Linked DNA regions of Mus musculus: regions 1, 2, 3, 4, 5 and 7 are each linked to region 6. A link is a loop called in an ENCODE intact Hi-C map of the cell type or tissue named here. Cell type or tissue: left cerebral cortex. All regions are shown on one strand.

Region 1 (4,000 bases), 82 kb after region 6:
TTTATTGAAAACTATCGTGATCAATTTAGAATCTTTTCCTGATGTGCATTTCTCTAGTACATACTGATGAAGTTAATTTTACTGTAAGAAATAGCCTTCTTGTATTCTTGGTGTATGCTTCAGGATCAAACCAGAGTGCTTCTTAAAATTTTGTGATCTTTTTGCCAAATGTGGTGTGTATGCCTTTAATCCCCGAATTTAGGAGTTAGTAGCTGATAGATTTCTATGAGTGTAAGGTAATCCTGGTCCTCATATTGACTTCTAGGCCAGCCAAGGCTATCTAGTGAGACCTTGTTTCAAGAAAAATTTATGTGCTTTTAGAGTAATCAAATTGTAGACTTGGAGTATGAGTTAGGATGCTGAACCTGGCTTGTACAACCAGAAGGGTCAGTCATTGGATGAGTTCTTCCTATTAGTTTGAATCAGAGACACACAAAGCTATCAGAGCTATGCTTTTTGGCAGTGTTGGCTTTGTTTTCAGGTGAGCTTCCTTCCAGGCGGAAGACTGGTTGTAGAAGTTGCAGATTTCATACACTGTACCAAAGCAGAGAAGGCAGTATGCTTAGAAACCTCCAGCAAGTCTTCTATGTATTTCTTTCCGTTTGAATTGAAGCCCTAGACCTGTTCCTGAGTCAGTGCCTGTTTCAGGGATGCATTTGGTTCTTAGTCTTAGCTATGGACTGTGGGACTAGAGAGTAAGTATTGATGAGAGAGAAGGGCTCTTCCTACATGCTCTGGAGGAGTCACCTCGGCCTGAAGCCCTGAAGCTGCAGATAGGAGTGGGGTAAAGGCTGAGTGAGGAGGGAGGGAGCAGGCAGGTAGCTCACGTGCTGACTTGTGTTTTCTAGGTACATGCAGAGCTTCCTTGAACTTTTAGAATATGAAAACAAGAGCCCAGAAGACCCACGAGTTTTGGATAAGTAAGTATGATGCCAATTACATGAAAGTAAAAATACCTCGGCAAGAGAACATTTCAGTGAAATGGAACTCATGTTAAGACTAGAGAGTTATAATTCAGGGCTACGAGATGGCTCAGTAGTTAAAGTGCTTACTGAACAAGTGTGCAGACCTGAGTTTGGATGTGCAGTTGTCAAGTGGGTACTGGGCAGGCATGACAGCCTGCCTGTAATCCTAGTGGTTGGAAGTCACCCTGGGGATCCCCAGAGAAGCTGCCTAGCTAAATGTCCTGAGTAAGCGAGCTCTAGGTTCAAATGAGAGACCCTGTTTTGATAAATGAGGTAGAGAGTGACTGAGGAAGACAACTGATACTAACCTGGAATCCTCATGTGTGTGTACATTTGTGTGCTCAAGTTTTAACACGAATACTCCCACATACACTACACACACTTTTGAGAACATAAATAACTGGAATTTAGACAAAGGTTTTAATTTTCTTGTGGGTAATAACATAGTTGTTGTTTTTTTTAACTTAAGAATTTAGCATAATTCACAAAGAACAATGAAACTTCAATTAATGCTTCATGACCCAGTTCTTAATATATGTGGTCAAGGTAAAATAGACAGCAGCTTACTATAAGCATTGTTGGGAATGTTCCATCTAGTGGTAGTTTTAAGAATGCAATAGCCTCCATATATACAGCAAGTATCTCCCTAATCCATCAACTTAAAATACTTTCTAAAGTAAAATACTTTTTGAGCTTAGAAAATTGTAGTGATTTTGTTTTGGAGAAGCGTAAAAGTGTTTTTTTTTTAAATATATATATATATATATATATACATACACACACACACAACTGTTGGATTCTATTGCTGTCACTGTGCACAAAGACTATGGAATTCTCATGTTACCAGAAAGTATTTCTGTTTTCTATTTTTGTTCTCCAGTAAACCATAACCTCATCTGTGAGTAGAGCTTTTTCCCCCCAAGAGAAATTAAGTATCTCCTTTAGCCTGATTTCTTCCTGTTGGGGATCTACACAGTGAATACTCACGGCATCCAGTTGTGCTGAGGACTTTCTTTTATCATAGGCTTAATCCTCATAATCATGAGACAAACACTTGGCTTGGATGAGCTCCGTGAATAGAAGTAGGGAAACACTACACCACACAACCAACCTTGGAGAGTTTTAACCCAGGAAATCTGGAGGTCAGAGGTGTGGAAGGATGTGCTCAAGGTTGTGACAGAGCTAGACCCGTGAGTCATTGTTCCTTTTCCATAGTATGCTGGTCCTCTGCAGTGTACCATACAGCCAGAAATGCTGCTTTCAGGCAGGAGAAGGGAGCTCAGGGTCAGTTGTATCTTATTGAATGGATCTGGTGAATGTGAAAAGTACAAGCATTGGGTTAGAGCCACACATATAGTTGTTTCCTTGATACTAGCTAGCCACTGCTGTCTGTAACTCTTATTTTTTCAAACTCTATTTTTAATGATGGTCCTTAAACACTTTAACCTCCCTTATAGCCCACCACCCACCAGAGGTAGTGGGAAAGAAAGGATATGGGGGAAGTAAGCCTGCTTAGAAAGGTTCTTTGGAGCAACTCTCATCAGTGTTGTCTGGAAATCAGCAGTTCAGTTTACAGGTCAGCAGGCGGTGGAAGCTCATACACTCGAAAACACTTCATGGATACACCGGTAGTCCATGAAGTCCATGAGTTGGGTCAGCAACAGCAGTGACATGACCTAGCAGAGACAGCCAGGCCTCAGCCTCGGCTCCAGTCAGCAGGAGGGACCAACAGGAACACCAGGAGAAGTTCTCAGCTGTGCCTCTCTCAGGGAAGCGAACTGGTGGTGCACAAGTGCTGCACAGCAAGCTCAGCCTCCCTCTGTCACTGTCCATTGAGTTCTTTTTATAACCTCCAAACATCACGTGTCTTCTAAGGGTTGTGCCTCAACACGTGCACCCGTCTCAGCTGACAATCAGCCTGAGTCCAAGGAAGCAGGAAGCTGCAAGAAACTGCAGCACACCACCAGAAGGGTTTTTTGCTTTTGTTTTTGTCTTTGTCTTTGTTTTTGATTTTGTTTTTGTCTTTGTTTTTGTTTTTTGTTTTGGCTCATTTCTCTCTGTGGAGTCTTGACAAATGCAGCTCAACTACTCAGTATATGGTGAACCGATGCATTTGTGTCATTAGCAAAAATTCCTTTCACGTGTTTGGTTTAGCAGAACATCCTTTCTCCTGTGTCTGCTTCAGCTAAACATGCCTTCGTGAGTCGGCTTTAGTCTTTCACACCTGTGTCCGCTTCAGGACACACCTTCACATGTTTGCCCCAGCAAAACACAATATAGCATAATTCACTTTCCAACAAACCCGTAAGGTTCCACATCAACTGTTATTTAACGTGTTGACATTAAATGGATTGAATCTAGGAGCTTTGTTTTCTTACGTCATTAGTTGAGGACATTTGAAATTCTCAAAATGGAGCTAGCCTCTAGGTGTACACTTGAAGATAAAGATTTGGAGAAGTACACAATTATTAATTAATTGCTATGGTTTTTGTAGAGTCCAAACTCTAACATTATTTTCATCAGGACCAATTTAAGTGAATGGACAGTGCTGAATCGAGTGTGTGCTAGGTCTTCATGGCAGTAGCTCTTACTCAGTGAATTTCGATAACTTGCTGGCTTTATGCAGCGGTTGGAAAGTTGAGATTTGAGTTGCCTCGTGCTGTTAGTAAAGGGAGGGGTGCGAGATGAGTGTGTATCCTGGTAACAGCCTTCTCTGTTCAGTGAGAACATAAATTCTGCCATACGTGGGGCCACTAGCTGGAGAGTCATTTATGTCAATCACATTGGTCCTCATGATGGAGATAGAAAAGCCCAGGAGAGTAGGGAGGTGTTCTGAGAATTCATCCATTTAAATAAGCCTCTTTCCTTCAGGTGAAGATGTTTCTGCACTATAATGAATTGTTTCATTTTACAGATACTTAATTGATAAATACATTGGAAAGAGGTACATGAAAATTTACCCATTGTAAAAATTTCTTGTGCATAATTGCAAACTTGGGCTTTTTTTGTTTTGTTTTGAAGAAGGGCTTCACTGT
Region 2 (4,000 bases), 96 kb after region 6:
CACAAGTCTTAACTAAAACTGATCTCATATTTAGGCCCTTTGAGACAGACTACAGACAATTTTTATGTAGAAGGGTAGGAACACTATTTTTTTTTTACTAGAAAGTTGTATAAATGTGTAGAACTAGGGTTCACCCAGCATAATAGTAACTGAATACATAGACCTCTCTGAATGCATGCCTCCTCAAGGCAGGCATAGTCAGAACATTGATTTCTACCTTTATACATCTATAAAATACAGTCAGTAGTGAATGCTAGAATTACTGTTTGGAGGCAACTCCTGTTGTCCTTTGGGAGGGACATTCTGTACTGTCCCTTCTTCCTCCTTTCTATGTTAGAAACAAGACAATCAAATGGACAATCCTGTAATGAGAGTATTTTAAAGATACAAACTTATAGCTTTCCTATGGTACAAAAGTTAACTTTTGCAGTCTTGCTAAGTTTTCTATGTCACTTTTATATGTTATTATTGCTTAGTATGATAGCATACAAATGACCTCCTGAGTGTATGGTATTATTTTGGATTAGAAATAATATCCTATGCTCTCAATGTGACCTCCTTAGATTGCAAGTAACAGACTCATTCTAGCTCCAGAAATAGGTTTATTAAAATAACTGAGTAGGTCAGGACATGAAACACTTTACAGTCAGTGCTATAGATACTGGAATTGGGAAACAAAATACCAGGCTATTTTCTTAGGTATCTGGAGTTGTCAAGTTATGACCTCTCTGCTTGCCTTTTTTTTTTTTTTAATGCTCTGGTTAACTTGACTGAACCCACTTAAGACAATGCCAAGCACTCTATGCCTTCTTACATTATGATACTTCTCAGTGCCCTTTTGACTTATGGTCATTCCAAATAACCTATCTTGAGTTTCCAAAAAGTAGGTTTTCTTGCCTCAGTTCATCTTGGTTTTACCCGTGACTACAAGTTTTAATAGTCTGGGTTGCCTGGGGATTCATTATGTTAGATGTTTTGCCTGCACTTCTGCAGCTTGGTTTATGACATTGGAGAATCTACTGCTTTGGAATGGATTTTGGGTAGGAAAGCTAATAACATATATTGCTTTATATTTCTTTGTAACTTAAAGAATTTCTAAAAAGTACCATATTGGTTCTGGAAATTTCTTTCTAAGGGAGCACAGGGGTCAGTGTGGTCTATTGTGAACATTCACCATAGGTGGCCAGGCTCCAAACAGTGCAGCCGGTGAGGTATATGTAACGCATCAGCCTCATCTTAGGATACTTACAAAGTGGGTTCCAGTTGAGGTGTGGCTCAGGGAGGAGGTGCATATGCAGTAGGAGAGCCAAATTGTGTTTACTTTGGTTTTTGTTCAGGTTTTTCAAGAAAGGATCTCATGTAGCCCAGGATCGCCTCAAACTTGGTATAGCCTAGGATAATCTTCAATTCCTGATCCCCTTTACTTCACTTTCTAAGAGCCGGTATTCCAGCTGTGTTCCACCACTCTCAGCTCACATGGGAGCATACAGAACAAAATTCATTTTACATTCGTAAATTATTGTTCTTTTCTGTGTGTGGGTATATTATACATTTCTGTGCATCACATGAGTGCCTGGTGCCCACAGAGGCCGGAAGAGGTTATTCGATCTCCTGGAACTGGAGTTACAGATAGTGACGAGCTGCTATGTGGGGTGCCAGGAATTCTAAAGGAGCATCAGTTAAGAAGTTGGCCGTTTTAGGTGACTTTGCTTTGGCAAGGAAGTTTGAAAATGCCTGCTTATGTTGTTTTGCTTACCTTATATTATTACACATGAAAATAATGGTGTGGTATTGTTTTTGTTTTAAAAAAAAAAAAGAAAAGAATCTTGAGTCTGGGAGGCTGGAGAGATAGCTCAGCAGTTTAAAGCACTGAGTGCTCTTCCAGAGGCCCTGCTGGGTACAACTCCTAGCACCCACATGCTAGCAACCATTTGTAAAGCAAGTTTCAGGGGATCTGATGCCCTCTTCTGGCCTCTGTGGGTACTGCATCACAGCATGCCCACAGTACACTAGACATACATGCAAAATAGCCATTCACATAAAATAAAATAATAAATAAAACATCAGAGCTGGAGAGATTGCACAGTTTATAAAAGTGCTTGCCATGCAAGTATGAAGGCCCTAAGTTCATGTTCCCAGAACCTGTGTAAAGCATCTGTCTCAAACAAGGTAGAAGGCAAGGACTGACCCTTGAGATTGTCCCCAGACTTTCCTTTGTACTGAGGCATGTGTGTTTGCACCCGCACACACACACCACACATAAGATATAAATAAAAATGTTATTTTATGACTTTGTAATCTTTTATGGCTATTTGTGAGTACTTTGTTCTGATAGGAATTTTAAACTTGAGTTTCTAAGATTTTTCTTTATTCTGTCAGACTTAAAGTTATTGTCTTTGACATGTTTATTTCAAAACTCTATTTCTTTATGCCTGTAAATAAATAATCTATTCTTTTGGATCACTCTTTTCGGAAAAGAATGAAAAAATGTCAGCACTCCAATTCTAGCTCCATATGCCTGTGAACGAGTGAGTTCACATAAAATCTGGGAGACTAATTTGGTAGATCTGGACTAGAGAAGTCTAATCAAATAACCCTGTAATCTGTTAACTTTCCCTATGCGATATTTCTGAAAACTACGCCATGGATGCATGGATGGATCTCCTGAAAACACTCCATTACCATTGCAACTGTTCTTAATGCAATGACTATCACTTATGTTTACTGGCAATAAGAATAACAATTTTCCATGTTTTCTTTTCAAGATTAGCCATAAATCTAACTGAAATATAGTACAGGTAAAACTAGTTTGGCAATAGCTTTTCAAAAAAATTTCTAGTTTTAAAATAGAAAGTTTTGGGCTGGTGAGATGGCTCAGTGGGTAAGAGCACCCGACTGCTCTTCCGAAGGTCCGGAGTTCAAATCCCAGCAACCACATGGTGGCTCACAACCATCCGTAACGAGATCTGACTCCCTCTTCTGGAGTGTCCTAAGACAGCTACAGTGTACTTACATATAATCAATAAATAAATCTTTAAAAAAAAATAAAATAAAATAGAAAGTTTTTTATTAGAGAACTTACTATAAGGTAAGCTTATCAAAATTCTAGGTGTAAAGGAAGCGTCCAGACCAGTAGCTGTAGTATGGTTGTTGGGAATTTTGAAGTGATTGTAGTTTACGTTAAGTTACTTTAGATCCTCTCCATAATTACATGGTTAGTCTGGAACTCACTATGTAGACCAGGCTGGCCCCAAACTTAGGGCGCTCCACCTGCTTCTGCCTTCTAACCCTGAGTTCCGAGATTAAAGGCATATGTCACCACATCAGGCCTACTTGGTAGCATAATTGAGTGAATAGTAAAAACTTTATCATTGGGCAGAGGATTGTTCCATTTAGCAAATGCTTTATTTTTTGCTTTTATAGTGTTTGGGGTTGAACCAGGGCTTTTTATATGCTAAGCAAGAACTCTACTCCAGAGCTATAGACCCAATCCCTTAGTCAGATGCTTATTATATATGTATTTTATCCAAAGCATTTTAGTATCCTCTTAGAATTTGTGCATAGTAATAAATTTTTATTAGTAATACTTCCAACATCTGTTGGTGGGCCAATGTATGTGAGTCTACATTGCAATGTCTTGAGATTTTCAGGAAAAATGAGATAATTCTTAATTAAGCATTGATCCACTACATAGTATAATGAAACTAAAAGTATTTCTTTCATATATGGTCTTTAGAGCCATACTAAGTTTGAAGTTGGCTGTCCTCCACACACTGTATTTGCCTAGCATGTTTTCAACGTTACTATGCTCATAGTAATGGCAAAGCTAATGCCATGGATAATTAGAATATTTATTAAGTTTAGTTTCTGTCTCTATTTTATAGTAAAAGAAGTTCAATATTTAAACATTATTATATATTTGGAAGAGTTGTGGTATATAGACTTTGTATATAGATAATGAAGCATTATAAATTTCAGTATTTGGGGTCTTAAAAGTTCA
Region 3 (4,000 bases), 260 kb after region 6:
TTTCAGCGTGTGACTTTTCTTTCCAGTCATCCCATGACTCAGGATGGTTACAGAACTACCATCCAAAATTTGTGTTGTAGGAAGAGACAAAACAAGAAGGGGGAGAAAAAAAGAGAAGAAAAATGACTTAAGTACCCCTTGTTTAAATACTGCCTATTTATACCACATATATTTTATGGTCTAGAAGTTTGTTAAATATCTGAGTCCCCCTTTTTGTTTTTGGTAAAGCCCAGAAACAGTCTTTCTTCCTTTGTAAATGCACCCAAATGAAAGCCCATGTTTCATCCCCCCCCCCCCCCCCCCCCGAGACAGGGTTTCTCTGTATAGCCCTGGAGCCATCTCACTGGTCCAAATGACGTTATCTTTTTTTTTTTTTTTCCAAGACAGGGTTTCTCTGTGTCCTGTGTCCTGGCTGTCCTGAAACTCACTCTATAGACCAGGCTGGCCTCGAACTCAGAAATCTGCCTGCCTCCAAATGATGATATCTTAATGGAATTGTACAGATATTATTTCAACTAAATTTCACAATAATTCCTTAGATAAGTAGAAGCAACTTATAAAAGAAGAAACTCAGGTCTCTGAAAGTAGTCCAAAGTTATATAAAAGTTATATAATTCAAATCCCAAGCCTGACTCCACCTGAACTTTAAATCCTCCCAATATTAAAAAGAGCATTATAAACAGAAAACATTTATAAGTCAATCATCTTTGCAAAAGACACATTTTGGGAATGGGTTTTATAGGCCTAAATATTTGATATATTTTTTGCAATTAGGTATGTACACATGTGTGACGGTTTGTATCTGCTTAGCCTAGGGAGGTGTGGCCTTGTTGGAGTAGGTGTGTCACTGTGAGGCTTTAAGACCCTACTCCTAGCTGTTTGGAACTTAGTATTCTGTTAACAACATTCAGATGAAGATGTAGAACTCTTAGCTCCTCTTGTACTGTGCCTGCCTGTATGCTGCCATGCTCCTGTCTTGATGATAATGGACTGAACCTCTGAACCTGCAAGGCAGCCCCAATTAAATATTGTCCTTTGTAAGACTTGCCTTGGTCATGGTGTCTGTTCACAGCAGTAAAAGCCTAAGACAACATTCATTTACCATTTCCTTTTGATGTTTGTTCATTAAACTTTCCCTCTTTTTTTTTTCTTTGCTTCTCTTTCTGTCTATCCAACTCTCATTCTTTTTGAGGCATGAACTTCTTTGGCTTCAAACTTAGAAGTTCATTTTGGGCTCAAAGTTACCACCCTCTTGTCTCAGCCTCCCAAGAGTAAAGTTTACTGATTAACCTCCCTCACCCGCTTTGAGGTGAGTGTTATTTTTTGTCAACAACTGTCTTAAAAGAACTAAGCAAATAAAACAAATCCAAAACACACAAGTTATTTTGTTACTTTTTCAATTGTATCACATCAGGAGTGAGTCATGAAGTAAGATTGTTACATTTGGAGGCTGTCACTTCAGCTATGTGCTTGAGGGAAATACGTTTTGGTGGATAACACTCAGAGAGACAAGGTACAGGGCAAGAATCAGATTGTATTTGTCGAAGAAGTCACTCTTTTGGGGCCGGGGGCAGAGATGGAGGGCAGCAATTGAGAGACAATTTATACCCGCCCGCACTTCTTTTCCCAGAAAATATCTCTCGTGACCAGAGAACCCCTTTTCCCATGCGTCCTACGGATTGTTAAAATAGCGTGCATGCGCTTGCGCAGTGCCTTTAGGAGGTTTCTTTTCAGCTCCCGACCGCCTCCTTCTCCAGGTCTCCCCGGTCCTCGCCGAGGTTCCCGCTTTTCGCTCAGGGGTCATCACAGGGCGCCAAATGCACTCCCGCGGGAAGGCCGGGGGCGGGGCGCGGCTCAGCGCCGCACGTCAGTGGCCTTCCGGGCGGAAGTCCGCAGTCTTCCAGGCCGCTGATTGGCTTTCGTACTGGCGCCTATCTTGGCCTCCGCGCCAGTTTCAGGCTGGTTGGCGCGGAATAGAGAGACTATCGGACCATGGCGCCCATGCACGAAGAGGACTGTAAACTGGAGGCAAGCGGTGAGGGAGGATCCCATGCTTAGGGCACGTGGTTGGGAATGTGGGGGTCGCGGTATGATCGAGGGGGAGCGGAAGGTCTCTGCTTTTTATCCTTAAGAAGGTGGCGCGCTCCTAGACCGCCCCTTAGGTCTGTTTGACCGCCAACCTTAATCATTCTGGGCGGAGACCCTAGGGGTGTGGGACGGGGCTTCCTGATGGGGTCACTTGCTGAAGGTATTTTGGCTTGAGCGGTTTCTTTCTCTTATGACAGGCTTCACAGTCGTTGGCTCTTTTCATTTTCTTTGATGAGTCGCAAGCACGTGTGGGTTACAACTTCCATGGCAACCTGCCTCGGCAGGGATTGCTCTCTCCTGCCTGAAACTGTTTCTATGCTCCCTTGGCAGGTCTCGGTTTGAGGGTTTGGAGCATGCCTGTGCCTCCGTTTCTAGGAAGTCCCAGGAAAATTGTTAGCATTGTCATTGAAGTGAGAGATGGAAGTGCTGTCACCAGATATAGATGCATTTCGTTAAGATTTTTTTAGGTTCTACGGGAAGTTCTTCAAGTGCTACATAGAAATACTGTTCAGGTCTAGTCATTTTGGGTGAGGTTTGAAAAAAAGTATCAGTTGAGTAGCATTTCGGATGCCCTATATATCAGGCATTTTGTGAGTAGTAATTTTTTATTTCCAGAAGTAGAGTTCAAAAATGCAGATGGCCTTGTCTGATTCTGATTTTAAACGGTGTTCAGCTAAAGTATGACTTAACTTCAGTTCTAACTTAAAATCAGATACTTTCTTAACCAAGTGTCACATGTCCTGCCATTCACTGTGCATTGCCATTAATGAGATCTTGCTTCGTAATCAGTTTCTTTTGCATTCAGCTAGTTTTAAAATCACAGGTTTCTCTCTCTCTCTCTCTCTCTCTCTCTCTCTCTCCTCTCTCAGACAAATTATTTTGGAGAGTTGACTAGCTTGGATTACAAATGGGCTGTGGGATGTAAGTACATGAACAGTCTGCAGCCTCTATCAGTCATTTGCTTCTAAGTCCTTTTTTCACCCTAAAAAACTGTACGCCATCTGTGCACATCAAGAAATCACTCTTTGGAGGATACTGTGCAATCTTGAGACCCCTCTTAAGTCACAGTGTTGATTAAGTATTTTCTGGGGACTTGTGACTGGAATTTTTCTTTAAAGCATGCCAAAAGATTGTTATGTGGAAGACCGCTTCAGGTTACTGTCCCTGCCTGCTTTGGGGGAGGGTAGAAGTACTCCCAAGTGGTGATTTGAAAACATTATTTCAATCTTTGTGTTTTCCCCCATTGTCTTGTGTCTGTGTGTGTGTGGTGTTTTTTTTTTTGTTGTTGTTTGTTTTTGTTTGTTTTTTTTGTTTTGTTTTGTTTTTTTTTTTTTTTTTTTGCTAATTCACACAGCGTTAAAGACATTGCTTTAAAAAAAAATTCCAGGCTTTTTATGTTGGAAGGTGGGACACCTGGACAGTGTCAGCAAAATGTAGCAAGGCGTGTAATTAGCTGCCATTGTGTATAGAAAGTCATTGGAGGCTTTAATGATAAAAAAATCTGGTATATTGGTTTGTTCAGCAAACATTTATTATGCAAGTACAAGGCATAGGCATTCTGCCAGGCTCTGGCATTAGCATGCTGGGTAGAATGGTGTGGCTTCTGTCTTCATGAGTGGAGAAAGTAAACAGTCATATATAGTACCACATGGAATCTTCCCTGAGGAAATTGCTTTAGTTTTGCTTTCTGAAGCTAGACCAAAGTGTTGACTAGGTGCCATGTGTGGAATGTATGCATGTGCATATGTTTGATTATCCTACAACCTTACACAACTCACACATGTGTGTGCACACACACGTGCACATGCATGCACATGCATTTCCCATACAGTTGTAGTCACACATGCACACCCAATTTCTCTTGTATTGCTAAGTACATAATAAGATAGCCATTCTTATTTAATTCTTAATG
Region 4 (4,000 bases), 57 kb after region 6:
ACACAGCTTGCTAATGATAGGGTCAAGTTTAGAGCTGTGTCCTTTGAGTCGTGGTCCAGCACAAGTTTTCATCACACAGGCCTCTTTCACATTTCCTCGACTGTTAGGACTGTGCCACTTTTTAGGAAAGCATAAAATTAGGCATATTAATTTGAAGTAATGAAAACATCAGAATAAAAGAATTTAAAGTAGGAGTTTGTGCAGCAGGAAAGGAAATTATGAAAAAGTTGATGGGTGAGTTTGGAAGGTTCAGCAGTGCTGTGCCACATAGGTGGAAAAAGTCTCTCCCCACCAACTCTCGGGGATCTTCATCCATAACTGCTACCAGTAAAACTCCACCTGTGGGCAGCACCCAAGAAAATGAGTAGACAACCTTAGGCCACTCCTTTTTGTCTGCCCACACACTCCCAACTGCAGTCAGTGTTCTGCTGTGTTGGTAAAACTGCCCTTTCCAAAGGGTGTTGCTAAGTCTCTTTAGGCTTTGCTTCGAATGGAAAAGGCAAAGTAGCCCAGGTATGTTATGTTGTACCTAAAAATCTGGAAATGTGGGAAGAGCACAGGACGTCTCTGAAGGCACGTGCTGTTTTTCTTTCAATTCAAAGAGCAGAAGCCCAACAGTTTCATAAAGCAAAGAGGCGCTACATAGCCAAATGAAGGCATGAAACTTTCCACTAATAATCAGACCAAGAAGAACTTTTACCTTTTTTTTTTCTAGTTGAGCTTTACACATTAACAAAAATTAATGTTTTGTGGTAACAGTTAAAAGCAAGCAGTAGTTCCTATATCCACATTAGGAAATACTGATTTCATATACTGAGCCATGAATTTAAGCTCACTGTCATAGAAAGACAATCTAGCACAATGTAATATATAGATTCCTGCACCAAAGTGGTAGTAGTGGTGAAACTGAGTCAGGGTTTTGTGATGGGGAGGGGTTGTGAAAGACACTGGTCAGTGGCTCTAATTTTTTTCCCTTCGTTGTTTTTTTTTGTTTGTTTGTTTTTTGGTTTTTTTGTTGTTGTTTTTTTTTTGTTTTTTTTTTTTTTTTTTTTTTGAGACAGGGTTTCTCTGTGTAGCCCTGGCTGTCCTGGAACTCACTTTGTAGACCAGGCTGGCCTCGAACTCAGAAATCTGCCTGCCTCTGCCTCGTGAGTGCTGGGATTAAAGGTGTGTGCCACCACGTCCGGCTCAGTGGCTCTAATTTGAGCCTTTCCAATGGATGTGTATGTTTGGGCAATTAAATATTTGTTACTAATCCCGACAACTGTCTCGGGGCAAGTGGATCTAGGTTCATGGAAACCAAGTGTTAATGACCTTCGTTTGTAATGGATTCCTTCAAAGGTCTTAGTGGTGAGAGAGGCATGAAACAGTGATCTAAGGATGCTGTTATTGGCCCAGTTGGTAAAGAGGGGTCTAGGACCAGGAACCACAGCCAGTGACGTAACAATACTGTTTTGTAACAATCCTGTCCAAAGGTATTCACCCGGAGTGAAGGTGGGCAGTCAGTGAGTAGAGCTTCCGAGGACAGGTTAATTGCTAATATACTGAATCCTGTCGCGTGTAATGTTTGTGTGTGTAGGGGGAGGTGGGGGTGGGACCAGTAGCTTCCACTTAATTCTGTAATTAATTGTTGGAAGCGTAGGACCACATGGAACAACTTAAAGCTGAGGAGTCAGCAGATCTGAGGAGGGCCTTCCGGAAGAGGGGCCTCGGGTTGGGGAGGTCTAGAGCCCCTAAAAATAGCTCAGGCGTGGGCTCCCAATGGCCTTCAAGTCTCGGAGCACTTCTCAAGACTTGATCCGGGGCGGGACCTGCAGGAACGGAGCTGGCTGGTACCAGCCCGAGACCCAGGAGGTTTGTGTGCGTGTTACCGGGGCTTTAAGGAAGCTTAGGCGGCGGCGGCAGCCAATCAGCAGCGCGCGCGTGCAGCCGCGTACCCCTTAGCGCCCCTCACATCCCACGCGCGCCGCGTACGTGCGGCGGCAGATCCCGCCTTTTTCAGGCGGGGCTTGGGAAGCCGCGGGCAGCCGGCCACGGCCGCCCAACTGCTGCCCGGTACTTGTGTAGGTGTCGCGGCAGGCGAGCAGCTGCTGGCGCCAAGGCCGAGCCCCAGGTAGAGGTAAAGCCCCGCCGGCGCCGCCTCCTCCTCGCGGCTAGGCGGCGGTGACCGCCTCGGCTCCGGTCCCGGACGGCTCGGCGGATCTGCACACTGCTCTAGTGAGGATGCGGCTCTTCTACCGGCTGCTCAAGCAGCCGGTCCCCAAGCAGATCGAGCGCTACTCCCGCTTCTCCCCGTCGCCACTGTCTATCAAACAGTTCCTGGACTTCGGTAAGTCTGACTCCTTGGAGCCACCTCCAAGGCCCCACGGGAGTGAGGGAGACGCCATCCTTGTCCTGCCCGTAGTTGGGGCTCTTACTTAAGCTTCTGGGCAAATTCCGTGAGAAGCTCCGGGAGGGGTGATGGGGATGCATGCCTGAGGGCCCTCCTGGGGCATAGGTTTCGGGTTTCGGGAAGTGGAGGGGCAGGGCCTGACACCCTCACGCCCAGCTTCGTCCAAGGACCCTCATTCCACTCAGAACTCTCCAGCTATTCATTACGAGCTTCAAATCTACTTGACTCAAACCGCACTCTCCTGAAAACTTCAGAAAGAGAACTCGTAAACGTTTTTATTTTTAGGCGTTTTTAATGGTTGTGTAAGATGTGTTTAGAAACACCTTGAGGTTGAGTAAATCACGTAGTGGCGTTTTGTTCAAAATTTTCTGCTGAAAGGTGTTGGGTAGCCTTGAGTGGCAGGACCTGAACGCCATCATTATGATTCTGACTTCAAAGCAGTCAGAGTCTTGGGTAAGAGCTGACCTGTGGGCTCCTGGCTACAAAGCAGGGGTTCTAGGACAACTCCAGCCTAAGTGTGAGCACCTTTCCTTACACCCTTTTGGCAGCTGGGCTAGTACTTCATTTTACATGGATTGGGATGGGAATGGAGAGGACCCCCAATAAAGTCTGAGGCCTACTTAGATGGGAATAGGTTCTGCCACCTTCCATGAACTGATCAATTATGTTTCCCCCAGAGAATGTCATTCTAACTCCAGCAGGCCGAATGCGGTTATGAAACACCTGAAATAAAACAAATATGGAACTCAGCATCCCCCCAAGGAAACTCAAGATGACTTAGGCTCTCAAAGCCTAGATCTGTTGAATTCATATGATTTAAATGTCATGGGATGGTATCAGTTGGATATAAAAATGCAAAATAGGTACAACCTTCTGGGAGGACCAGATATGCAAAATATGGTGTTGTCTATATTTGGGGGAGCAACACAGGGGATGGAAAGAGGTACAGGTTAGAGGTTGAAGCTGATGCCAAATTAAGTTTTAGAAGCTAAGTTACCAAAGATAGATGATGAAAATCTAAGGTGAGGGTGAAGTTGGCCTTTGCATCTTAAGTTTCATTTTCAAAAGCTTTTCAGTAGTTGGACTCTACTCCCTCTGGCTATGTGTAGAATTTATGTATTTATTCTTAAACATTTTATCTATGCACGAACTTGTTTGTGTGGCCACACGTATCATGGTGTATCTGTAGGATCAGAGGGGAACTTGGGGGAGTTGGTTCTCTCCTCCTGGCATGTGGGTCCCAGAGATGAGACAGGTCCTGACTTCACAGCTTAGAATGAAAACGTTGCTATTGCTATCAATAGGCATGTTTTCCTAACTTAGGGTTAGAGATGATTGTGAACACAGGAACCTTTTGTTAGGGTAAACAGACAGATTCACTCTTAATTGAAAGAACAAACGAAATGGCTCACTCCCACCTGCAAAGTTTGTGAAAGTTTGAATAGTAAACCTGAAATTTCAGTTACTTTATTTCTATGGCAGTATCTCCCATGTTTATAGGCAAGGATGTTATTTGAATAGGGAAACTGCTGTAAGGATATTGTTATGGTGGGTAATCTTATGTGGTGAGTATCTAGAAACAAATGTTTACTCTTTTAAAGCGTTGAG
Region 5 (4,000 bases), 820 kb after region 6:
TGGAAATTCCAGGTCAAGGAAACAGCCAGTTTGTTTTCTGGTGGTTGTGGGTGACTGCCATCCTGTATGTGCTCATAGGACCATTTTTGGTATGTTCTCTAAGGGGGAAGAAGGAAGGGAGCAGATAGGAAGGGAGAGAGAGAAGAGAAGGGGAAGGAGAGGTAAAGGGGGGAGAGAGAGAGAAGGAGAGAGAAAGAGACAGAGAGAGACAGAGAGGTTGAGAATCAGTATGTTTTCTTATCTGGGTTCCACCATGTAACCCCACTTAGAAGCCTTCACACCAAATACAGTCATACTGGGGGTTAGGGACTTAACATAGGAGGTGTGGACACAAAGATTCAATCCACAGCATATGAGGTAACCATGCAGAGAAGCTCCAGCTAGTGAGCTTAGAAACAGATCTTTTGTGGCTTAACCATCGGCTATGTGAATAATCTTTGAAGTACATTTGCCAGTCATTGGGGCCTTGAAACCTCTGGCCAACCCTTTGATTGCAGCCTTACAAGCGACTGAAACACTGCCACCAGCTTAGCTGCTCCTGGATTGAACCTGGTTGATTATAGAAACCGGAAGGTAATAACTGTTGTTTTCAGCTGCTACACTCAGCAGAATGTATTATCTAACAACAGATAATGCATATACATAGTATCATTTAATATTTGACTCTTCAATTCCTGTTTCACAAGCTTTAGAAGTAGTACATGTTATTAGGAGATTAATTATTAGCAAGGAGAAGAATAGGACATGTGAGAAAGCAGTAACAACTTTCCTTTTGTATACAATCTTTATTTCAGAAATAATTCTTGTGTTCTGTTCCTATCCTGATATGTATAATGCTTTTCTTTGACTCAGGAAATTGGGTGCTCTATGGAAGCTACCTATAAGCCTTACGATTCAGTATATGCATTCTGAATAGACACTATGTAAATATTTGTTTCTACAAGATTTTGCATATGAAAATTCCTTGTTAGTACAGGATTTTGAGGATTCAACTGTCACTGATTGTATGTATATGAATGTGCATTAAAAAAAAAAACAAAAACATCACCCCATGATCTATCGGGATGGGCATTTGATAGTCAGCAAGAGGTAGAGGTTGGCAAAGGAACCATCTACATTTACTGTGCCATCAACCAGCCTCAAATGTATGTCTATCATAAGGATCTTTTGCCTCTAGCCTCTTCAGGCCCAGCTCCATTGGCATTCGGGAGTAGTTACATTCGTAGCCAATTAGCAGGGTGGCACACACTCCGCCAAGAAGCTCTAGTCTCTATAGAGCCGGTATAGAGAGTGAAATTAGCTGAGACAAATACCTGTTAATCCCCGGTTCTTGGCTGGCATGGAATGCCTACTGTGCAGTGCTAATAGTTCTGGGAAATCCCAATTCCCAGTGTCAAGAGTTGAACAGACTAAGTCTGTTAAATGAAGAAATTTACAGCACATTAGCTTTGATCAAGAAATTCTAGGTGCAAGTCTCTTAAACAAATGAAGGCTGCTTGGGAATACAGGTCACTCTTTCTGGGAAGCTGTCCTTTGAGGGAGTGTATCTCCACTTTTTTTCCCATGCCAGAGCAGGGGGCAGAAGAGTGGCAGTTTGAGTGACCGAAGGGGCTGTAGACATAGTCTTATTTAATCATGAGGCGAGAACTATGTGACAATACTAGAGTTTTGTTAAAGGGAGCTTGGACGTGGTTTACTCGAAAAACGCAAAATCTGTAACAAAAACCGCAGGAGCTCCTTACAGCTTCGAGGGACGGTTTGTTTATACTTACATGTGTAAGCCGCGCCCTCTGCTGGCTATATTAAGCCATGTCTCTGTGCTCTTCCTCTCTTTCTGTGAAAATCATGTTGTATTTTCCCATCTGAATTATGTTTTTAGTTGCATTCTATCAGCCCGTTGCTGTCTATGCAAAGAATGAGGCAAGCAGAATTTAAATCGTGGCTTGTGCCATACTGCCTGTCACTCAAAGCTCCACAGAGCGGTCCTGAGAGAAAGGCAAAGAATTTGGCAGTTCCTGGAGACACAACATGAATGTTCAGATTCTGCTCCTTTGGCTGAGTCCAGGTTCCTTTTTCTTTTTCTTTTTTTTTTCTTTTTGGTATATCTTTTAATATTTGTTCCACTGTGGAATGCATAAAAATATCCTTTTAGTACCAAGTGATTCTTTGAACTCAGACAAGCTTTCAATTCTTACTTTCAAAATATAAAAGAGTTTGGCTGTTGCCTTCAAGCTCCAGGGCTCTGGGGGTGGTGGAGAGAGAGAGAGAGAGAGAGAGAGAGAGAGAGAGAGAGAGAGAGAGAGAGAGAGAGAGAGAGAGAGAGAGAGAGAAGAGAGAGAGAGAGAGAGAGAGAGAGAGAGAACGAATCACAGTGAAAGAGGAGGGAGAGTGGGCTGGTGAGGCCCGTGAAGGGGAGGGCAGTTGATTGTATGCTCCAGGGTCACGCTGCCTTGCCTGTAGAAGGAAAGATGATTTACATTTTCATGTGTCTCAGAAAAGAAACCAGAAGTCCCACAATCTGTTAAGAGCCTCTCGGTAGAAGGCACTTCCAATTTCTTTCTTCCAAACAATGAAGAAAGAAGCATCCATTTCAGGCAAGGCAGAGGAACAAAATGTAGCCCTGTGTGCTGGGCTGAGTTAAGCGAGCTGTGAGGAGCGGAGGTGGTAGATGGTGCTGTAGAATTCCATTTCCGGAAAGGAATATTCAAAATGACCAGAGTGAAAATGAAACTATATCATTCTAATCCCTGTAGATACTGACATACAAAGTTTTACCTTCTCCTGCTGCCTCACGGCACAGAGGTCCTTATTGTCTGGTATAGTTGGCAGGAACAAGACGAATGACAAGTAACACAGGTGCTTTTATAAATTGGGATTAAGTCACAATTAGCAGAGTCATACAGCTGGTCTGTTTTGAGAACTCTTTTTCTCCTTCAGTCAGCTTTAGTTGATTAAAGCATTCCCTAATAAGGATGGTCACTGTATGCTCATTCTGTTAATCCCAATTCATAAAAGTCTAATCTACAGCAGAGAAGTTTCTATTGATGTTAGGCTATAGAAAACTCGCTTTCAGGTCGAGGCCATGCCATGCGTGGGGGATGTTAAGCTTTTGCAACAATGGATTCCAGCTACTCATGTTTACCAAGGGCTAGGGATCAGGACCTGTGCTGTTATTCTACAATAAAATATTATGGTGATTGCATGGGGACGCTCCTCAACCAAGTTAAATCTGCAATTTGTATGCCATATAATATTGCTGAAACCTTTTAGCTGCTGTGAGCCCTGAGTAATAAAAACTTAAGTGTTTTTCTTGCCATTTTGATTTTAAAGACTGTATTTTGGAATCCCCCCCCCTCAGATATGTGCAATATATTCAGGTTAGTGATTGTATGGTAATCTAAACCTCATAATCTAAGAATTGTTCCTTTTATACCAAAGTGTTTACCAATAAGTTACTATGGCAACAGTCAAAAGCATGAGTTGTGGAGTCAAACAGTTCTGAATTTGACATTAATAGAAGTGTGGTGATCTTAGTTAAGTTACTTATGTCTCTGGATTTTAGTTACTTTAATTATAAAATGAGTATGATGACAGAATGTATTATAGGGTTGTAAAAATATACTTATGTATAAAAAATTTAGCCCAATTCTTGACCCATGTAATTTCCACAAATGTGTACATCGAATAGACCATTGAATAGACTAGAATCTTGGGATGAAATCAGAAGGCATCACTGGTTTTGTTTTTTTTTTTTTTTGCCTCCCATTGTTTCTTTGAATTTTTAACTGGAAAACATCTTTTTCAAGTATGCAAAAAACTTCAGTTAAGTCCCTCAAATTCTTGGCTTCCCATAGGGGGAAAAAACCAAAACCAAACAAGTTTTAAGGTGACTGTAATTCACAAACCAATTGATAATATTGTTAGGTCATAGATATTTCAAACCTGAGTTAGAGTTAAATTTCTTTCCCCTACTTATAGTTCTTTGCCAGCCCTTTGCTTA
Region 6 (4,000 bases):
ATTTGGCCTGAGCCCAAGAGAAAAATTATGAAACACACTCAGGCCTCCTGGAGTCCTTTCTACATCTGCTTTACGCATTTCGTCCTAGCCTCATCTCTGGCTTTAATCATTTGTCATGTCTCTTTTGTTTATCTCTCATTACCTTACAGTGTTGTTAACGCCCAGAGGAGAGTTGATAGACCAATCCTAATTATCGTCCATGAGGTGACAGGCAGGGGCGATGAGACGATGAGACGAGATGTAGAAGGACAAACATAATTGGGCATGCCTAAGAAAAGGATCTCCAGGAATGTGTGTGGAGTTAGGAAAGAAGATTGCAAAACTTCACCAAAATATACAGGCAAGAGATCATGGCCACGGAATCCAAGAGGTAGATGTGAGCAAAAGAGAATGGTGTCTTCGAGAAGAAACTGCAGAAGAGACGAACCGGCAGGCTAAAGCACCTTAAAGCCTGTGGTGCTACAATATCTCTGCTTTTAAAGGGCTGCACACCAAAAACAGGAATCTGACATCAGGAGACGCTAGACACAAAGTGTACTCTACACTTCGCAGAACAAAAGTCATAATGCTAGAAAAGGTTCGAGTTTGAGGCAAATTCAATTTAGCCACGAGAAGGCGTGTATGTTACATTTAAATCAGAAATACAGGAGGAATAGGCATGCTGGTATAAAGGGTGGGGTGGGGAAGAATTCCACACAGCTCAGAGTTTGCTTGCCCCCTCCCCCATCTTATTGTTGGTTGTTGCTCTTTAAACCGGAAAAGTTGAAAGTTTAACTAGAGAGAGGCAGACATATGAGTGTCTGTGTGTTTTGAATAAGTTCAAGTGAGGCAATCTGTAGGTGGAATAGGCTGTCACGGGGGAACGTGCATTTGGTTTTGTGTGCCAGATTTTCAAAGAAGCATTGTCTCCAGGGGGTGGGAGGGGAACCTGGGAACGAAGGCTCTAAGTACTATGGCAAATGAAAGCTTGTGGTGGCAAAGGAGATGTGTGGAAGAAGGGCACTGAGCTACTGTGGAAGCTATGTGAGGAAGGCCCTTGGAAGAAGGCTGTGCTGGGGCCAGTGTAGACAGTCCGCAGAATTACAGTCTGAGCTTCTGTATGCTTAGAACCAAATTGTCTTGAAAACCTGTTTCAGCATCGTAGGTTTCCTCACTAAAGCGAAGGCTGAACTCAGAGTGACTGATCTGCCAAGGCTATGGGAGACAGAATTTTTGTACAGGATATGAAGCTCTGCTAGGGTTCATATCAAATACTTGTACTGATATTTTAAAGTGTTTTGATCACTGTGTGTGTGTGTGTGTGTGTACCTAAAGTCCTTTTGCCAGAAGATGCGCTTTCAGAATTCTTTTCTCAGTAGTCCTTTGTAAATCTTTTCATGACTTGATACAGAAGAAATGAAGAAAAAGAAAACGTCCTGGATATAATGATTCATAAAACCAGCCAAGTGCACGAGCAGACCTGTTTCCCCGATGCATGCTTTCTGCCTTGTGGACTCACCTTAACATTTTAACCACATCATGACACCTATGTGTTTGATACTCAAAACACACCATTCCAATGCCAAGTCCCAAAGGTTCAACTTTGTAATCATGGAGGGACTTGATCCCAAGTTATTTGCTTTTGGCATCCTGAATCCTCAGCAGGGCCAAGCTATGTTGCAATACACAGAGGTACCACTAGGTGGCACCCTTGGGAAAGTCTTGCTTCTGCGAGTTGGTTTCCGAGCTCTGACGTCTATTCTAAACATAGCCTTGTAAACTGCTTGTGGAAGGGAGAAGAGGATCTATTATGGGGGAGGAGAAACAGCGCTGACAATACAGCCCTGGATCTTTCCTGTGCTTTGGTACACAGAGTCAAGCCTTGATTGCTTTCCTCCTCTTCTTAATTATCAGCTTTTGGAGGCAGACGCAAAGCTTTGCATAATACGTCAGCACATTTTTCATATACGCACATCCATTTTCCGCCTTTGCTGATTCTCCATGTGATTTAGAAGCTGCTCCTGATTTGGGGGAGGAGCCTGTTCTTCGGTGCTATGAGAGTGCACACTCGTTTTTGCATCGCTTCTGTCCCCTACTTCACTTCCAGTAAGCATAGTGGGTTCGCAGGGGAACATTGCAAAATGTGTTTCTAGAAAGGAAGAGTTTGATTGGCCCAGTGCTCTCTGCTTTGGCCCTCAGGCCAACTGGAAAGAAGATCAGAGGAAAGTTGGGGCGCAGCACAGTAGGGAGGCTGGAAGCAGAATTAGCCACTGAAATGGACGTCTGTCCAATCTTCTCTATTGCTCCCTCCACTTTACGTTTTCTTTAAAACACAATTTTAGAAGTGGCCGTTTCATGTGACAGTAAGCGTCACATTGCCCTGCTGCACTTCTCTTCGCTCGGCTGTCACTTGGTATGCCTCTTTGATAGAGAGAGGAACTTGTGTCAATTAGGGTACTGTTATGTGTGCTGAGAAAGAGCCCTCCATTGACTTGTGGGTTTTGGCAGGCAGCTAGCAAAAATAATAAGCTGCGAACAGATGCTATGTTTTCATGGGGTGCAGCTCTGGCCAGCCCTATTCATTTATGTACCCGTGAGTGGGAACGGGTGGCTTTAATGAGCCATGTACCCTGCAACACAAATGTCTGAGGTTGCTGAGTAGATGAAAGCAGCCATTAAACAACAACAGCAGCAACAACAAAACACACAGAAACACAAACACACATACACACATACACAAACACACACACACACACACCTGTAAGAAGAATCTCATTAAACTCCACTGAAAAATTCTTGTCTCCTTATATTTATTTCTGCTACAAACTGGCATTTGTGAGCAGAGGACATTGAAACAGAGTCATAGCCTGCTTACAGCTGTGGCAAGCAAGGCCCATAGCCGTTCAGGGCATTTGGCAAAGTCTGGCTTAGTGCTGTTGCTTCCTGAAGAATGCCCAAATGGGAGTGACTGTTCCTCTCCTCTGGGAACTTTCCAAGTAGGAAAGACATACCCACAGAGAGCAGAGACGCAGTGTTAGGCCTGGAATTATGGTTGAGTGTTAAGAACACAATAAAAACACAAGTCTAGTCCTGCTTGGCTGTGCATGGCCGCAGTAATCCGAAATGTGCTCAAATGCCAAATTGAGCAAAGTCAAATTGCCTTTTGTCCTGGAAATGTAAGTAACTGGCTAGATGTGGGATTTTTTTTTTAAAAAGTAGACTTATTTTCCTTGTAAAATTTCTAAAATAAGCATGTTTTGTCATTTGGCCTCATTGTAAAAGTGAGTGGGACTCTGAAGAGGAAAATGTAAACTTTTTTGGCAACAGTCATAATAATGTTGACAAAGGCAATCAGTTCCACAATGGTTACCATGGTGCCAGGTACTGCTGGAAGGGCCTTTATTTTAAGACAAGGTAGATAGACCAGGTTGAACCCAAAGTCTCAGAGATCTGAATGCCTCTGCCTCCCAAGTGCCACTTACCCAGCAAGGTCATTGTTATTGTAGTTTTTAACAACAGTGAAGACAACTACTGTAGTACATCTACAGCATGAAAGACAAGGGTCCTGGAATCGTATCTCAGAGTAGAGCTTCCCAGTGTATATGGCTATGCTGTACATGGTGATGTGTCAGAGTAGTTTCTTCTTTGTTTCATTGTTGTTCAGCTGTTACTGATTTGGCCATTTTTTATCTGCTTATTTTCTCTGCCATACACACCTGGAATCCATTTTTTCCCACTGCTATGGATGCTACCACGTTCATTCCAAAGGACAAAGGAGATCAGGGTACAGTGAACACAGACAAGCTTAGCAGGTAACCTGATCAGGACTGAAAAATCCCAACTTCTTACGAGCCACATGAGTGTGCAGAAATCCTCTGATGATTTCTCATTCACAATGTACTGATCACTAGTCACATTTCAAACAGTATTGTGCGGTTTAATTGACCAAGGTCTGAGCCAGCCTGTTTTATTTATACCAACTTGATACAAACCTGAAGTCATTTGGCCTCGAGGAGGGAGC
Region 7 (4,000 bases), 600 kb after region 6:
CCTTCTTGGAGCTCACCTGGACTCGGGCCTCTGTCAGGTCCAGCCTCATGGCCAGCTCCTCCCTATAAGAAAGCAACATCCAGGCAGGTCAGTAACCCTCTCTCAGCCACTTTCCCCTTCATGACAGCTTCTTCCAGTCCATACCCCAAGTACATGGGTAAGACTGATCTTTGCCTCTAGAATGCCTACTGTTTGAAAACAGAAAAAAAAAAAAACCTAGCACGGTGACAGATATAAAATATCATATATTATATTATATCATATAATGTGGCGATGTGGGGGGGGGATGAATTCTTGAGTCCATAAGTCTTCAAACTTAGACAAATGAGTTTTGTCTCAATCTCTCTTAGGGTAGAGTAGGGTGGGAAACACACACACAGAGGCACAGTGCTCATTACCCTGTTTTATCCAAATACTAAATGGAAGAAGAGCTCAGCAATGAACTCCATTTTTTGTTTTCTACCCTCTTGGCTTTGTTTTGCTTTCTTAAAAAAAAATAGATCTCTTTCCCTTTCTACCCCTCTTCGCAGCTCTTTGCCTTTCCTCCCCCTCCCCCTCCCCCTCTACCCTCCCTTACCCCTGTAGGTCACACTCCCCATTACCCTCTGGAGATATGTTAAGCTTGTTAAGAGTTCAGTGGGGTAATTTTTCGATTAAACAAAATTCTGCGCACCTCCTGACTCCAGTGCCCACTACAAACCCTGCCCATCTCAGGGGAAGTCAATTTAGCTGAAACCCTACCCCGTTATTGCAGTTATTACTGCGACAATTAAGGCAAATAGGAAACCATTAAGATGCTGTAAAACGGCTTACGACCTGTTTACCGAAAATATGAGCGCGCCGAGAATAATTGGCTCTCTGCTCCCCAATATGAAAGAGCAAGACTGCTTAAGCCTGGAGCCTGGGCTTGTGCTGCCCGCCGGACCGGGTCGGCACCTGAAACTCCTTCAGCATCAAGAAAAGAATCAGTTTACCGAGCATCTTTTGAACACTCTTTCCACCTCCTTCCCTTTGCAGAGAGCACCGGCAAATCTAAAACTCTAGTCTGGCTGGGCTATAGCCCAGGAGATAGGCCTGCTGAGCTGGAAAGATATGGGGGTGGGGCGGTGAAGAGGAGTTGCCCAGGTTTTGTACTTTGGTCTCCCCCACATGCTAAAAAGGGCGGACTTGGATGCTAAGCGACACTGTCTCCTTTCCTTCTTGTTAAGTATACATGTCTGATAAACTCAGAAATAAAATAAGACAAAAGCCGAGGCCGATGGTCCCGTTAGCTACTTGATAGCACACGCTGACTTTGAGTTTTATTTCCGTCTTCAAAGACTGAGTGACCCGGAGGAGGACCAAGTTTTAGTGCCCTCGTTTGCATTAAATTTACTTTTTGGTTGCTTCTGGCTACAAGCGTTTGGCAACGGCCAGACCAACTATGTTTTGGAGTTGGCTCAGGCCTCGAGTCCTAAGCAGAGATTTCTCTGGTTCAAAAGGACAGGCGGCTTTCCCCCTCGAAAATGCACATTGAAAAGCTGCACACGTCTCCTGCGAAGGAGCTGCCCGGCTTGAGGAGTGCGCGAGCCAGGCGCTCACAGGTCTCATTCTCTGTTCTCACTGGGAGGCCGGTCTCTTTCTTTCTACTCACATTTGCCCCTAACCCTGGCTCCTAGTCCTAGCCAAAATCTTGGCCTATGGGTGGGGGAAGCTCCAAGCCTGCTTGTACTCCTAGGTCCGCTGAATAGGCAGGGACTCCGAGGCTCCTATCCCACCGGTCCAAGTTTCTAAGATAGAGAAGTGCAGAGTACACTAGTCCAAGAGACAAAACCATGCCTGGCCCCCCAGCTGCTTGATTTACTGTCTGCCACGTTTCCAAAAATCCTGATCCACCCCATCAACCCGTTTACAGTAAAGTCCTGCTAGGTGTAGTGGCCATGGGGGTGGGGACAGCGACACAGGAAGATTCTGGCTGATGCCTTTCTGGTGTATAGACAGACACCAAACACTGCTTAGTTCTGACTTCTTTGGTTATTTCAGGAGTCCCCAAGTGACAAAAACTCGGATCTTTTTAAAGGTCTTCTCTGAAGGCAAGGGCTCCAGTTTTCCTGAGAAGAGCGTAACTGATACCCACTGGGCGGGGGTAGATAGTGCACATAGTCCACGGGTCAAAAATAGCGCCTGCTCTTGGGCAGTGTTTCCTGGACCTGGCCAGAACCTGGCCCGAGCCTCATCCGTGTGTGAGCGGAGAGGCGGTTTGGCTCTAAAACTTGTCATTTGGAAACATTAAAGTTTCGGAACAGACAAAAAGAAACCGCACCAACAGAAACTTAAAGCCCCAGTATACTTGTGGTGTGTGTGTGTTTGTGTGTGGGGGGCAGTACTGGGGAGCCAGAGGATGATCACATTTGGCCAGGCACCTCCAGGGCAGTTCCCAGGAGCCAAGAGAGGTTCCTGGACTCTGTAGACCCCCCTCTATTCCACCCTCCTGGACCCTTTCAGCCCCAGCCCCATACCTGGTGAAGACGTCAGGGTAGTGCGTCTTCTGGAAAGCCCGCTCCAGTTCCTCCAGCTGGTAACTGGTGAACGTGGTGCGGTAGCGCCTCTGTTTGCGCTTCAGCAGCCCCTCCTCCGAGTCGCTGCCGGCCGACAGGCACACGCTGTCCTCACCATCCTTGCCCTCGGCGTCCTCCGGGTGCAGCAACAGCTCTTCCTTGGGCGACAGCTCCCCGCCCTCGGTGGCCACGGCGGCGGCAGCAGCGGCGGCGGCGGCGGCCACTGTGCCGGTGGTGGCCACCGAGCAGCGCCGGGGCTCCTTGAGCAGCGCGCGGGCATCGTCCTCCAGCAGCTCCTCGTCGTCGTCCTCCAGCAGCTCCTCTTCCTCCTCTTCATCTTCCTCATCCTCCAACAGCTCCTCCTCGTCGTCCTCGGCGCCCGTGCCACCACCCGCCGCGGGGGCACTGCCGGGTCCGCTGGCCGCGCTGAGGCGCTCCTCGGGGTGCGCGACGCCCCCCGGGCCACTCAGCTCGTCCAGGGCTGGCGGCGGGGGCACGAAGGGCGCCCCGTTCTCGCGGTACGACTTGCTACGACTGATGCTCACCTGCGGCGCCTGGCTGATCTTGAGCGTGTCCCAGGCAGCGGCGGCAGCGGCGGCAGCCACGGCCCCTGCGCTGTCCTGACGCTCCCCTGGCCGTGCAGCTGGTGGTGGCGGTGGAGGAACCTCTCCACGGGGACCTGCGGTGCCAGTGGCCGTGGCCGCCGCTGCGGCCGCCGCCGCCGCTGCAGCCGCCGCCGCCGCGCCCTGGAGGAGGCGGCCCCCGCCCGGGCCGTAGAGGCGCCGCAGCTTGGGTGGCAGGTGCAGCTCAGCCTCGAACGGGGCGCTGCTGCTCTTGGGGGAGCCTGCGGGCAAGGAAAAGTGGTCAGCGCATTAGCCCGACCGTTTGTTCCCCCGCCAAGCAGCTGTTGGGAGCCGGCTGCTTTGCCGCCTCCGTGCCCTCTATCCTCGGCTTTAGCTCCCCTTCCTGGCACACTTTTCCGGATTCTTTTTTTTTTTTTTTCTGATTCATTTTTTCTTTTTGTCCTCTCATCATCCCCGGTCCCGCCTTTTACCTTCGTCCCTTCATTTCTTTCATATTCTGCTCTTTATTTCCTCTTTCTTTCTTGTAGTACTCCTTTCGCACCCCCTTATTTTTCTTTTTCTTTCTACTTTCTCCCCACTCCTTTCCTCGTCCTTTTCGCCTTTAATGCCTTTCTGTTTTTTGCCTTCATGATTCCACTTTTCCTCTATCTTATTTCACTCCTTTCTCTTTAATCCTCCTCTCCATTTTAGGGTGGGGCAAATTTTTAAAAATCGAACAACTTTAAAAAATCACCACTACTCTGAAAACTTCGCGCCAGACTTCTGCCAGCTGTTCTGTCCTATGGGCCCCAAGGTAGCAAGAGGGGCACTGCCCCTCGGGCGACCCCTGCGGGGCGAAGCGGCCTGGGTCTCAGGGCCCTGAGCACCCGCCATGTCCCA

What was found. A loop is a pair of places that touch in the nucleus more often than their neighbours do. Peaks named below come from ENCODE experiments on the same cell type or tissue, not always from the same donor. Only the 100,000 strongest peaks of a DNase experiment are listed, where the experiment ranks them.
Region 1: a loop joins it to region 6, with 10 times the contacts of the local background. A loop is called at or near these places in 31 of 42 quality-filtered maps.
Region 2: a loop joins it to region 6, with 3 times the contacts of the local background. A loop is called at or near these places in 31 of 42 quality-filtered maps.
Region 3: a loop joins it to region 6, with 4 times the contacts of the local background. A loop is called at or near these places in 3 of 42 quality-filtered maps.
Region 4: it touches region 6 in a loop (10-fold over the local background); 2 of 42 quality-filtered maps call a loop at or near these places.
Region 5: it touches region 6 in a loop (6-fold over the local background); 10 of 42 quality-filtered maps call a loop at or near these places.
Region 7: it touches region 6 in a loop (2.9-fold over the local background); 8 of 42 quality-filtered maps call a loop at or near these places.

What each region holds. Positions count from the first base shown.
Region 1 is chrX:93,805,791-93,809,790 of GRCm38, reverse strand. Pdk3 (pyruvate dehydrogenase kinase, isoenzyme 3) reads left to right here. Exons shown (of 12, transcript NM_145630.3): 3 at 849-920. Among named protein-coding and RNA genes, the nearest start is that of Gm46689, 20 kb to the left of the region's middle. In left cerebral cortex, a CTCF peak has its summit at 1,565 (motif pointing left); no DNase peak of the experiment used is centred here.
Region 2 is chrX:93,791,332-93,795,331 of GRCm38, reverse strand. All of the region lies in intron 5 of Pdk3 (pyruvate dehydrogenase kinase, isoenzyme 3), which reads left to right. Among named protein-coding and RNA genes, the nearest start is that of Gm46689, 34 kb to the left of the region's middle. In left cerebral cortex, CTCF peaks have their summits at 1,974 (motif pointing left) and 3,987; a DNase peak (open chromatin) is centred at 1,978.
Region 3 is chrX:93,630,104-93,634,103 of GRCm38, reverse strand. It overlaps Pola1 (polymerase (DNA directed), alpha 1), which reads left to right and starts at 1,949. Exons shown (of 37, transcript NM_008892.2): 1 at 1,949-2,035. The coding sequence starts at 1,993. In left cerebral cortex, no CTCF peak of the experiment used is centred here; DNase peaks (open chromatin) are centred at 1,826 and 2,352; H3K4me3 peaks cover 1,537 bases; H3K27ac peaks cover 832 bases.
Region 4 is chrX:93,830,176-93,834,175 of GRCm38, reverse strand. Pdk3 (pyruvate dehydrogenase kinase, isoenzyme 3) reads left to right here and starts at 2,026. Exons shown (of 12, transcript NM_145630.3): 1 at 2,026-2,329. The coding sequence starts at 2,224. In left cerebral cortex, no CTCF peak of the experiment used is centred here; a DNase peak (open chromatin) is centred at 1,958; H3K4me3 peaks cover 1,687 bases; H3K27ac peaks cover 932 bases.
Region 5 is chrX:93,067,723-93,071,722 of GRCm38, reverse strand. No RefSeq gene overlaps it. Among named protein-coding and RNA genes, the nearest start is that of Gm38657, 12 kb to the right of the region's middle. In left cerebral cortex, a CTCF peak has its summit at 1,792 (motif pointing left); DNase peaks (open chromatin) are centred at 1,800 and 2,561; H3K4me3 peaks cover 687 bases; H3K27ac peaks cover 245 bases.
Region 6 is chrX:93,887,639-93,891,638 of GRCm38, reverse strand. No RefSeq gene overlaps it. Among named protein-coding and RNA genes, the nearest start is that of Pdk3, 57 kb to the right of the region's middle. In left cerebral cortex, a CTCF peak has its summit at 1,677 (motif pointing right); DNase peaks (open chromatin) are centred at 1,743, 1,948, 2,435 and 2,875; H3K4me3 peaks cover 824 bases; H3K27ac peaks cover 987 bases.
Region 7 is chrX:93,287,924-93,291,923 of GRCm38, reverse strand. It overlaps Arx (aristaless related homeobox), which reads right to left. Exons shown (of 6, transcript NM_001305940.1): 3 at 2,499-3,381; 4 at 17-62. Among named protein-coding and RNA genes, the nearest start is that of Arx, 3.4 kb to the right of the region's middle. In left cerebral cortex, no CTCF peak of the experiment used is centred here; DNase peaks (open chromatin) are centred at 1,014, 1,450 and 2,380; H3K4me3 peaks cover 3,020 bases.